Regions from separate parts of the Homo sapiens genome. Here region 2 is linked to region 1. The links are chromatin contacts, found by Hi-C or POLR2A ChIA-PET in ENCODE. All regions are on one chromosome and are shown on one strand. Each heading gives the region's core, a stretch centred on a gene start or an enhancer-like site at or near the end of the contact. The rest is flanking DNA. Distances are from core to core; before and after follow the strand shown.

Region 1 (6,355 bases), core at 1,306-3,805:
AGTATGAAAGATAAATCTATGGACAGAGTAAACCCTGACTGGCTTGAAATTAGGGCCCTTACTCCTCCACACTCCTGACGGGTTGGTTCAAGACCAAGAAATAGAAGCACATTGTGAGTTCTACGCTGCTGCCCTGGGAAACACACAGGCTAAACACACCCACAGGCTCGAGCTGGCTTTGAAGTTGTGCCTAACAGATCCGAGATGCATGATGAAGGAATGTTCTGGATGCGTTCTTCTGAGATTTTAGAACTGAGTTAACTCACGTTCTCCTACAAACTGTCCCTTGTAGTCGCTGTTCAGAAGGATTCCAGGCTGCCTGTGTCAATGATTTGACCCCACAGGATGGTTCTTTTTTAGGTTCTGACAGGGAGCAGAAATGAGTTTTTTGACTCAAGAAGATGGACGTAGCTGTAGTTCTTTAAAAACCATTTATGTGATTTCCAGTGTTTTCTCTGAGGCAGGTCTCCAACGATTTCTCTCCAGCATGTGGCAGAGACCACCAGCTGCTTAGCAGGCCCTCAACTGGGCCAAGAATGTTCGTGATAGGGGTTTCCACCCTTTCCATCTGTGGCCTGTGATAGGCAGAGTAATGGCCTCCCAAAGACGTCCAAGTCCTGATCCTTTGAACCTGTGCATATGTTACATGGTGAGGGAGAATTAAGGAAGCAAAAAAGGTGCTAATCAGTTGGCTTTGGGATAGAAAGCTTGTCCTTGGCCAAGCATAATCACAAGGGTCCCAGTATGTGGAAGAGAGAGGCAGAAAACTCAATGTCAGTAAAGCGATGTAAGAAAGACTCAATGGGCCATTATCAGCTTTGGAGATGGAAGGGGCCATAAGCCGAGGACTGAGGGCCACCTCTAGAAGCTGGAAAAGGCAAGCAAATGGATGTTCCTCTAGAGCCTCTAGAAAGGAACATCGCCTTCCAGATGTCTTAATTTTAGCCCAGTGAGACCCATGTCAGACTTTTGGCCTCCAGAATTATAAGATAAATTTTCCTTGCTTTAAGCCATTCCATTAGTGGTAACTTTTACAACAGCAATAAGAAAGTAATTCAAAGTTATCTGGGTTTTCAACCCTCAGGTCATAGGACCTGGAGGACATTGTCCCATGAGCTGGGAAGTGAAAATCATGGTGGTCACCTTAGCATCCTTCCCACTGACCATCTGGGAATTCTCATGGTTCTCCTGGCTAAGCCCCACCTGCATATGAGCACTTCAGCCATCAGAGTTTCCCTGCAATGGGGTCTCTTCTTGACGAGTGATGTTCCATTTCTTAGCAGTGTTGCCAGGGCCTCTCCTTAGTGTGGTCCAGACATCCTATAGCATTACAACAAGCTGCTTTTCACACCCACACTCGCCCCAAATGCCAAACACTTCCAGCCAGCACAGGGTCTGGGGGATTTTTCTCCCCTTCCAGATAGCCAGCCACAACTTCAATGAGCTCCGGCATATGGAATTAGCATGATAGAACCATGACATGCCAAGTGCCGGGAGCCAACCTGAGCCATTCTTGGGTTTGAGAAGTTATCAACTGGGAAATACTTGTGATTTACAATTTTCTTCTGTCCTCCACCATTCCATCACATGAACATCCAAGTCAAACTCCTGAGCTGGGTTAAGAAATTGGAATTCCTGAGGCTCTGGTTCAGGTTCTTACTACCTCTGTGACATTGGGAAAGTTGGTTACCATCATAGCGCCTCAGTTTTCTTATCTGTAAAATGGGGAAAATACATGAGTTAATATATGTCAAGTGCTTAGTGAACTGTCTGGGTCATGTTCAGTGCTATAAAAATGTTCATTGTTGTTGTTGCTGTTGTTTCTATCGTTGTTATTATTAAATGGGTCCCAAATCTTGAGGCAAGTCATTTGGAAAACCAGCTTGTTCGTGCTTTGCCACATATAGTCATGTGCCACATAACAATGTTTTGGTCAACAACTGACCACATACAGGACTATATAGCCTAGGTGTGTAGTAGACTATACCATCTAGGTTGTGTAAGTATACTGGACGATGTTTCCACAGCAACAAACCCACCTAATGATATATTTCTCAGAACGTGTCGTTAAGCGACATGTGACCGTATTATACGTCCAGCAATTGAGATGAATTACCGTTGCACACAGTGCTGAAGCTCAGGTGTGGACACCCTCTTTTAAAATATTTTTCCCATGAACATGTCCTCCAGGAAGCAGGCTCCAGTGTGTCACAGCCAGATGAGTGATTGTTAGGGAAGACAAAGCCTGTGTTTAGAGTTATGCAAGTATAGTGGGGAGAGGGCATCTTATTGCTGACTCACGCCCACTGGCAACCCAGCCTGATTCATCTAGACTGCTGCAGACCACTCTGCATGGAAGACCTCTGCTCAGAGGATCTCAGCCCACTGCATGGCCCACCAAGAGCCTCTGACATTCAGGCCGCTTGGTTCTTCTGGATTCAGTTCTTAGGTCCCCGAAAGTGGTAAAGGAGAGAGGAGAAAACTAGTTCATTTTCAGCCAGGAGTGGCCCCTGGCACACGGGACACTGCTTGCTTTGGACAGAGGCCACTCACAACAGGCTTCCCCTTCTGGGTGTGGTGGCCAGCCTGCCCTGACAACAGTGCGGCCTGAATCTGTGACTCTTAGCGGCTGCTTGGGACTGCTGCAAGACTCTTTGGTCTGTGACTTGCCCAAGAGAGAAGTTTCTGGGCAGAACGGGGAGCTCAGGAAAGAAGAAAGTTACATCCGCACAAAGTTTCAATTATAAAGCCCAATAATAACGATGACCAAAACAAAACAAAAAACGAAACAAAATGAAAAAGCCTACATGCTCTTTGGTATTGTTGGGACTGAAAACAATGGAACTGAGTTTCTTGACTTTTTCTTAACCTTATCCCCATGAAAGAGGTTTGAATTACAGTATTTTTCAAAGTAAAAGCCATCTGAACAGCTGCCTGAACTAACCTGGGAGCCTAGACAGTTTAGCTTCTTGACCTCTGGGATGTGGGGGAAGGGGACAAAAGGAAAGAGAGAGTAGGGGAGGAGCGAGCTCCTTCTGTTTTCTGGGCTGGCCATTTGAGGCCCATGAACCAACTGAGCTGATGTCAGACTCTGGCACTCCCACTTCCAGGAGTCACAACAAAGTGGCAGGGATCAGGGGCACCCCTGGGTCTCAGAGAAGTAGCACATTGTAGGAGAAAGAGAATATGCTGTGCAGACACACCCAGATTTGTGTTTTGCTGCTCCTTTCACTCCATGTGATTTAGACAAATTACATAACCTCTCTGCAAATAGGAAAACTTCCTTGTGCCTGTTGGTCTTGGAAGGACTGGGACTACATAATGCACCAATAGAATGTCTGGAGCACATCAGATGTACAATATATGAGCAGTAGCTATTTTTATTATTAAACACAACAACCACTTGGGCCAAAGGCCACCTAATTTGTAGAATCATTGAGCCAGAAAGAACTGCAACAAGTCAGCTCATAAAGTATGCATAGAAAGAAGCCTGGAAGGAAGTTTACTAAATATTAACAATGATTATTTCTGAGCAGTGGAATTGTAAGGATATTTGTGTTTTCTTCTTTATACTCTTTCAAATTTTCCAAATTTTCTTTAGTAAATGTGTATTTTTTTATACTGAAAAACTTTAAAACATTATTTTTTTTAAAAGTCTTCCATCTCAGTTTGTGGGCTCCAGTCAGATTGCACTAAGCCATCTAAAACCACAGTCGTCCAACCTGTTGCTAAAGCCATGAGAAAAGGCTGGCACCAACCAGTAAAGAATTCCCTCCAGTCTTCCGTACCATACATCCTGAATGGAGCATAATCCCTGCATGGTTTCTAGCCCATCATAACCTTGCTACACTGTTTCATAGAAAAACTTCAGCCATTGAGAATGATGTCATTCATCATATTTCCTCTTTCTTTGCCTTTTGCTGCCAGGAAGCCTTAAACAAATTTAATACTCAATTACAGTAATAATTAACTCAGATTTTGGGCATAATTATTTTCCCTTCTTCCTCTATGGTTTAATTTTCCCTTTATTATTCAACCAACTTATTGCATATGTGACTTTCATTGTAAACTACCTCAAGTACACTTTAAAAGTTGGACATAAATCATAAAGTATAAATAAATTAAGTTTTATCTGATCTCTTGTAAAAACCCATGATCAGCCTGTTAAAATTCATATTACTAAACATCTTGACCAGTAAATGTCAGGAGGGTGGCATGAAGAGCAAGAAAGAGAAAGCTCTGAGTCAAGGTCCATATTTAGTGGGAAAAAAAATCCTGGCAAATATAGATTTGTTCAGAACTAATTATTTACCTTTTTTTTTTTTTTTTTGAGACGGAGTCTCGCTCTGTCGCCCAGGCCGGACTGCGGACTGCAGAATTATTTACCTTTTAAAATGGGTTACTTAATACTTATTCTAGTATGTCCTGTGAGCATCTGTTGGGTGTCAGGCACAGTTTTAAATGTTATTTCATTAATTTTGTGAGGTAGGTATTATCATTTCTAGCTGAAGAATAAGAAAACTAAGAATCAAACAAGTTAGATAACTTGCTCCCAGTCTCTCAGTTAGTAAGTGATAAGTCTGCAGAAGAAACCCTGGTCCGTCCAACTCCAAGGAATTCACAACCCTATTCTGTTTCATCAAATACAGGTTTTCTTTCTCTAGGTGGGTTATGTTGAAATGGTGAACCAGGCTGAAGCCACAGGTTGACTGAGTTCTAAATCCAGAAGCACAGCTAGAGGCTCCTGTGGAATGAGAGGGACTAAAATTGCTTCAAGTGCAGTGGATTACTGGGGTTAGACTCACTTCTAAAAATGAAACACTGAAGTGGGGCTTTCTTTTTTTCTTTGTTTTTGAGACAGGATCTCACTCTGTCACCCAGGCTGGAGTGCAGTGGCACAATCTTGGCTCACTGCAACTTCCTCCTCCTAGGTTCAGGCAATTCTCCCACATCAGCCTCCCCAGCAGCTGGGACTACAGGCGCGTGCCACCACGCCAGGCTAATTTTTGTATTTTTTGGTACAGACAGGGTTTCGCCATGTTGGCCAGGCTGGTCTTGAACTCTTGACCTCAGGTCATCTGTAAGGTGGAGCTTACTAGGAAAGAACGTTGAAAAACAGCTGCTGATGATATATCTGAGACTATTTCTTATAGGAAACTGTAGGTCTATGGAGGCAGGAGAAATAATCACAGCCCAGCAACCAGAAGCTAGGATGCTTTCACTACTAAGGGAGAGATCACTAACACCATAGCTGGGAAAGATCTTAAATCATCACTTGATTCTGAACCAGAGACCTCTACAAAATCTCTAGGATAGAAGAAAATGAGGAGAAAGAAGAAAGAAGACCTTACTCTCTAAATTAGTATCCAAGCAAAAATATTCAACACTAAGAAAACCAGTCAACAAAATCAACATTTGTTATCTAATCTTGTCCAAAAGAAATTAAAATAATGGAACAATCTGACTAAAACTTTAAACTAAATTTGCCTAAATACTCAAAGAGAAATAACATCTACTTTAAAAAGGATATTGTGAAATAAAGCAGGCAGAAATAAGAATTGGCAAATATGAAAAAGAATGAATTAAAAAGATAAAATACACAGATAGGATAAATTCTAGACATGAAATAGATGAAGATAAAATTAGTGAATAGGAAGATAGTATTTAAGAAGCCACCAAAACGTAGTGCAAGTCAGAGTTAAGGGCATGAAGATATACTGAGAAGCTCCAATTTTTATACATACATATGAGATAGTAAACCTATCTACCTCAAGGATAAAAATGATAGTATTAAAAGTTGTGGCTGGGCACAGTGGCTCACACTTGTAACCTCAGCACTTTGGGAGGCAGAGGCAGGAGGATCTCTTGAGCCCAGGAGTTCAAGACTAGCCTGGGCAATGTGGCGAGACCCCATCTCTACAAAAAATTTAAAAAAAAAATGCCAGTCATAATGGCATGCACCTATAGTCCCAGCTTCTTCGAGGGCTGATATGGGAGGATTGCTGGAGCCCAGAAGGTCAAGGCTACAGTGAGCCATGATTGTGCTACTACACTCCAGCCTGGGCAACAGAGAAAGACCCTGTCTCAAAAAAAAAAAAAAAAAAAAAAAGAGATAAAGAAAGAAAAAAACAAAGTTACCAGGGAGAAAAGAGAGTTATTTATAAAGGAATGATAGCTGCATTGATAATAGACATCTTACTAACAATAGATTCCAGCAGACAGTGGAGTAGTATCTTCAAATATCTGAAAGGGGAAAAAAATCACTTGTAAAGCCAGAGTTTTATACCTAGCTAAACTAGCTTTCAAGAGCCGATTTAAAAGAAAGACAGTTTTAGGATTTTTTTAAAATGAAGTT
Region 2 (6,355 bases), core at 1,399-3,898, 180 kb after region 1:
TGACTTTCAGAGAATTGGCTGCTTCTCATGAGGGAAAATCAATTTCTGCTTCTTGTTGTCATCTGTTTACAATTTGATTCTGAGAACTTCTAGAACAGTGGTTCTCAAACATGAACGTGCATTAAAATCACTGCAAAGCTTGGCTGAACTGCCAATTCTTGGATGATGCCCCAAAGGATTCTGGTTCTAGGTGGGGCAGAGCCCAGGAATCAGCTTGTTGAGTACAATTCCAAGGTCACTCAGACACCACCAGTTCCCACACCTCACTTTGGGAGCAAGTTGAGCGTAATGAAGAAAATGGTTAATCATGAGATGTTGCTATAATATTCTAAGGTAGGATTTTTTTCCTTCTCTTAGTGTGCTTGAAAATTACATCCAGCCTTAACACTAATATTGTAAGATAATCAAATTACCTACATCTCACCATTCTTTTTGTGTGTTTGAGACAGGACCTGTCTGTATCACCCAGGCTCTGTATCACAAGTATAGCTCACTGCAGCCTCAAACTCCTGGACTCAAGTGATCCTCCCACCTCAGCCTCCAGAGTAGCTACGACTACAAGCTCACACCACCAATCCCACCTATTTTTTGTAGAGACAGATCTTGCTATATGGCCCAGGCCAGTCTCGAGCTTCTGGCCTCAAGTGATCCTCTTGCCTTGGCTTCCCAATGTGCTAGATTATAGGTGTGAGCCACCGTGCTTGGCACCTATACCTCATTATCCTAACATAATTATCTTTTGCAAACAGCCTTCAACATGCATGCCAACTGATTGCCAAAGGTACATACTGATTTATATTCTACCTTTTCTGTTTACTATGATATAAGAGACATCTTCCACTATGTGGCAAAGGCATTGTCATTATCATTTCTAATGTTTAAATAATATACCACACACAGATTTCCTATAACTTGCACAATTAGTCCTCTAATATTTTATATCTTCTATGTGCTGTATCATTTCCAATTTTTAAGCACAGTGAACATCTTCAAACATGTAGGTTTTTTTTGCTTCTGTTGAATAATTTTTATAGAATTCATTTCCAGAACTGGAATTAGTGGTGTGGTAGGAATCTACAGTGGTTCCCTACAGTGAGAACGCAGTAGAATAAGGACCAAAGACCATTCCTGGGATGACATGAAACATGAATATTGTAATCCCCTATTAAGCCACTTTCTTGAAGCTCTAGGATAAAGGTCACAGTTGGTTTTACAGATCAATTTAAGGTCAGATCATTGAAGAAGTTAGACAAGCAGGGGTTATGAGCTTCTTATAGAATCATGATTTTAATGTAGCATGTGGGGAAGACCTGAGACACTACAGGTACTTAATGTGTTCCAGTATTTGATGCATAATAAAGATACTGCACTTAGCTCATTAACAGCCTGGCATAATTGAATTGCATCATTAAATCATTAACACTCCTTGCCACACCACCCAACATGTCTGGGAACTATCCAGAGGCGTCCCATTGAGTCCTAAGACCTTGGGAAGAGTAGAGCCAACTCCCCCAATTCTCATCCTGCCCTTCCCCAGCTGCTCCACCAGTAGAAGAGGGAAGTGGAGGTCTGGATGTAAGGAAGACCATTAGCCAAGTCTCACCTCCTACCTAGGGCTGCAGTTGTGACAGTGTGCCGAGGAACCACGGAAAACCGGGAGGAAAAAAACTGGTTGCTCTCCAGATGTGTAATGTGAGGAAGTTATTCTGATCTCGCTTCCTCGAAGATGGGATCTTTGTCTTATTGACACCTCAGTAGGTGTTCCACAAATGGTTGTCCACAGAGTGAATGAATGGATGGCCTTTGCCTAGGCTCATACTGATACCCCAGGCTGCCTCTCCCTGATGTATTCTGTAGGGGGCACTCTCACTTCTGCCTTCGCCGCAGCCACCACTGGAGAAGTAGGCACCTGTGTCTCCATCCTGGGCAGCGCTGGTCTTGGCTTTACTTATCTCCTGGATCTGGTGTTTTGAACCTGACAAAAGGCAGGCATGTGGGTACATTAAAGCACAAACAATGTGCAGTACGTTTATTTGCTGGATGACCATTCCAGCCATTCCAAAGTCCCACTTGAGTGGGGCATTACAGGAACATCCTCCGTCTAGAAATCTGAGCCCTGGTTCTTCTTCTTCAACTGTCTTCTCTATCTCATTCCACCCTGCTTGAGTTCTCCCGCCTGACTGTGCAAGCAGCCTCTCCCTTCAGACCTCTACCTCCTCTTCTGAGATCCAACTACCGCAGCTAGGAAGTCCATTGTAAACCCAGAACCAAGGATGTTTTCCTTTTCCCTGTTTCCTGCTTTTCAACAATGCACAAAACCTCTTTGAGCCTCAGACTGGACTGCCCAAGACCCACCTCCTACAGCACCTAAATCTTCAGCTCTTATTCTCCAGCAATAAGAAATCAGTTCCATACACGTTAAGAGCTTTGGTCCCGGGCCTCAGACCAGATCATTGGTCCCATCAACCTCAGACCATATGTTCACGTGAGGACAGCAGGTGGGAGGCCACCTGCCTTCCCCCATCTGCTTGCCCTGCCTGGGATACTGAAACACAGGTAAAAAGTGGAGAGGCATCTTCCTGTCCCAGCCCAGCTGCTGAGAGGTGAACTAGAGAGGGCGGCCTCGATCCAGTCGGCCCAGATTGAGGCCCAGACTCAGACACCTCCGGGTTCCCACGCTCAGGCAGCAGGCCTGAAGCAGAACTGGTTTCATAATCTCACCTCTGCCCAGTGCTTTTTGCAAAATGATCTGCCATTTGGTTCCCACATCACAATCATACTATTTATCTATGCAAAACAGCACCTCATTAAAAAAGGATGAAACACATCACCATTGGCCCAACCCCTCATTAAGGTATAACGCACAGGCCCTAGGCACACCCAGGGTGGAACCAGCACCCAGACTGGCCAGGGTGTTAGGCCCATGTCACTAGCTCTGTCCCCACCCTCACCCCATTCCTCCTAAGTGAGCTGTGCTGCTCCTCAAATCTGTGTGGTGAGAGATGACAGAGAAGGAGTCCTTTGGAACTGAGAGATGGGTTCACGGGGGGAGCCCCTCCTCCAAGAGGCCTTCTCCCCTGAACTATTATCTCTACTTAAACCTCTTCCTCTTGCCTTCAGCCCAGCTTCTACAATGATATTTGCTGACTACTGACATATTTTTACCTTTGTTTCTCACTAGAACGGAAGGGCCCTGAGCAGATGAACCGTATTATGTTTTTCAGGGCCTAAACCAGTGTTTGGCACACCGTAGGTGTTCAGGAAATACTTGCAAAATGCTCAATTTAATTTTTGACTTCATGATAAGGAATTCCATGATTGTTTTTCTGCCAGATGGTTCCCCTCCCATTCTCACTGGAGATACACCACCCCTTTGGTTGTGTTAAGCAATGCTTTCTACCCTTGACACCCAGGGTCTCAGGAATAAAAGTTGAAATGCTTGCATTTTGAAGAATAATCTCATGCTTTTTGTATTATCTCAATGACTTTAATTTACTGTGCAACATTTAGGACATACAGAAAAGAAATAAGAAAAATATCACAGCCATGTACTCACCACCCAACTTGAAAACACCCAAAGCATGATCACTACAACAGAAGATCCCAGGCAATTCTGATGCCAGGCACCTATCCCCCTTTCTCTCCTTCAGAGGAACCTATATCTCAAACGTGATGACCATCTGAATTTTTTACAGTTAATTTTTTAATGTAATAGATATGAGGTTTGCCATCGGTGTGTCCTTCAGGCTGAAGTCAGACTGTGTTCTCAACCCGGCCCGGCCCGCACACCGCACCTGCTCTGTGCCCCAGTTTCTCTATCTGTAAAGTGGTGATAATAATACCCGTCTCTTCCCCACTTCTCTGAGTGTGCAGATGAGTGAGATAAATGTAAAGTGCTTGGAGCGTCAGGAGAGAGAGGCTTTAGACAACCCCAAGCAGGTAAGTAGTGCAGGAAGCGCCAGCAGGCCTCCACCATGGGTTTCTCATGGCCGAGAAGGGTGTGCTGATCTGCTCACCTGCCTGCGCCCCGACCCCGGACACCAGCTCATTCACACCAGCCAGCCAGCTCCACCTTCCCTCTATGGGTAGCCCTTCTTTGGTGCTTCTGGGATCCTGGAGCTGAGACAGCCAGCAGCCCCCTCTGACCGTAGAGGACCCATTTCAGCCACAGAATTGGCAACCTCTCACTGTGCTGCCTTACGGTCCTTCCTCTCTCCTTTCCTGTCATTCTGTGTGCCAGAGTTGTGCTGTCTACACAGCAAGCTCCTAAGCAATGGTGGTGATCAGGCTATGTATACTCCCGAAGAAATGGGGAAGAAAGGGTCAGCAGCCATGTCTGAGGCTGGTGTGAACGTGCTGAGTAAACAGGCCAGCGAGATCTACAAAGTTTAAGACTCCCTGCTCCCAGGACCAAAAGAGACAAACAAGGTTGAAAAGCACAAACTCAACATTTTTAAAAACCATAAAATGAGACAATTCCCACCTAAGGCCATCTCTCATATATTCACACCAGAGGGCTTCAAGTGTGGGAATTGTGTCGGGAGAAGCAGAGCAAAAGCTGGCTAGCCGGTCCACAAGGCTCGAGATGGGGGATACGAAGGTAGGATGGTCAATGGACAGAGGCCAGAGGCAGAGGCTCATCCAAGACATCACTTGACTAAACCAGTAGAGACCTCTGAAGCAGTACAACAGTGTGGTCAAAGAAAATGGCAAGCTTGGTAGGTAAAAGAGTTTGCTGACACAGATGTTATCTACAGTGGAGAAGTCACTGTCATTAGAAAATATTCCCCCATTTGCTAAATGCTTTCAGCACTCCAGCCGGAGAGGCGATTCAGAACGCTGATGTTGCAGATAAGTGCAAGGATGGGAGGAGCTGCGGCTCCCGTCCTTCAATCTCAAGAATCCTGCCAATTCCAAGCACCCACGCTGTGTCTACGGTTCAGGACAGCCCTGGAGGAAGATGGTGCTCCCAGAAAAATCCCAAAGAGGTGGTCCAGAAAGCTGGCCACCAACAAGGGGCACTGACAGGAGAACTGGAGGCTTGGATCTCTGACCTAGGATGTCAGGAGCTGCCACAGATAAGAACTGAGAGAGTCAGGGCTGGAAAGCAGGGCCATTACTGGGAAACTTCCAGTGGAAGAGAAAGAATCTTGAGAGATGGCTGAGGGAATTGAGTTCTAGACCTAGATCTGTGTGACCTTGAGTCAGTCATTTCATCTCTCTGGGCCTCAGTTTCCTCATTTGTAACATCGGGGGTTGGGTTGGATTACGTCTAAGGTTCTATCACATTAACATCCTATGGACAGCATCAGAGAACAGGGAGGGGACCAACACTGGAATGTCCCTAAATGTAATGCATTGGGCCACCAAAGCAGAACGGAGTGTAGAGTTAAAACTCATATTTGGAGCCCGGTGCAGTGGCTCACACCTGTAATCCCTGTCCCTTGGGAGGTCAAGGCAGGAGGATCACTTGAGGCCAGGAGTTCAAGACCAGCCTGGGCAACATAGTGAGACCCTACCTCTAGAAAAATAAAAAAATTATCCGGGTGTGGTGGTGCACACCTGTAATCCTAGCTACCCAGGGAGCTGAGGAGGGAGGATCACTTGAGCCCAGGAGTTTGAGTCTGCAGTGAGCTATGATTTCATCACTGCACTTTCAGCCGGGCAACAGAGCAAGACCTTACCTCAAAAATATATTTTAAAAATAATAATAACTTATAAAGGAACTTGTATTTGTCAAGCATCAGAACAAGCTGTAAAGCTTTCCTAACCCTGCTTCCCACAGCCACACACAGCATCCTGACCTCCTTGTCCCATGATCAGAGTATGAGCCAGTGGGCTCCAAGTTGGTCAACCCAATTCTCAGTCCACTACTTGTGCTAGCTGTGTGACTTCAGGCAAGGCAGTTATCTTTTTGCCTTGCCTGTTTCCTCATCTCTAAGAATCTTCGCCTCCTCCCTGCCCCACGAGGAGGGTGAGAGAATTCACTGAGTAATGTCCACTTAGCACTTAGCTTGCAAGGGGGGAAGAGTCCCACATAAATAGAAGATGACGAGGGTTGTTGTGACAGCTGTTTGATTCCCTGAGCTCTTCCCCAGCCCTTCCTTTGCTGCTGATGGAAACTAACCTGTTGTGAGTCACTATTGTCTTGTTCTCAAAGTTCAGTTCAGAGAATTCCCCTTGAGCCTGAGGTTCCTATCTAGCCTCACTGCCAAATGAGGAGACATCAGAGAACAAGGCTAAGAAAATATGATGCCACCACTTCCCTAACACTTGATTCCACTTTGCTTTTTAGCCACTATACTGTACGCTTCCTAAGGGCGGGGACATCTGGGCAACCATGTTGCACAACTGC

Evidence for each region. Hi-C counts contacts between places; a loop is a spot of excess contacts on that map. ChIA-PET counts read pairs that join two places held with the same protein, here RNA polymerase II (POLR2A).
Region 2: a loop to region 1 is called in a map of lower leg skin, with 2.5 times the contacts of the local background. The contact joins two enhancer-like sites. A Hi-C loop is called at or near these places in 1 of 168 maps with a recorded cell type or tissue (lower leg skin). POLR2A ChIA-PET finds 5 or more read pairs at or near these places in 3 of 52 experiments (B cell, BJ and MCF 10A).

Annotation. Positions count from the first base shown.
Region 1 is chr14:68,524,361-68,530,715 of GRCh38, forward strand. It overlaps LOC124903334 (a long non-coding RNA gene), which reads right to left. Exons shown (of 3, transcript XR_007064223.1): 1 at 4,387-6,355; 2 at 1-4,312. It also overlaps a transcript of RAD51B not described here. Among named protein-coding and RNA genes, the nearest start is that of RAD51B-AS1, 160 kb to the right of the region's middle. RefSeq lists enhancers at 2,066-2,587, 2,588-3,108. Within about 2 kb of position 2,556, at least 21 of the 41 ENCODE cell types and tissues checked have a DNase peak (open chromatin) inside an H3K27ac peak, as active enhancers do.
Region 2 is chr14:68,709,108-68,715,462 of GRCh38, forward strand. No RefSeq gene overlaps it. Among named protein-coding and RNA genes, the nearest start is that of RAD51B-AS1, 27 kb to the left of the region's middle. Within about 2 kb of position 2,649, at least 5 of the 41 ENCODE cell types and tissues checked have a DNase peak (open chromatin) inside an H3K27ac peak, as active enhancers do.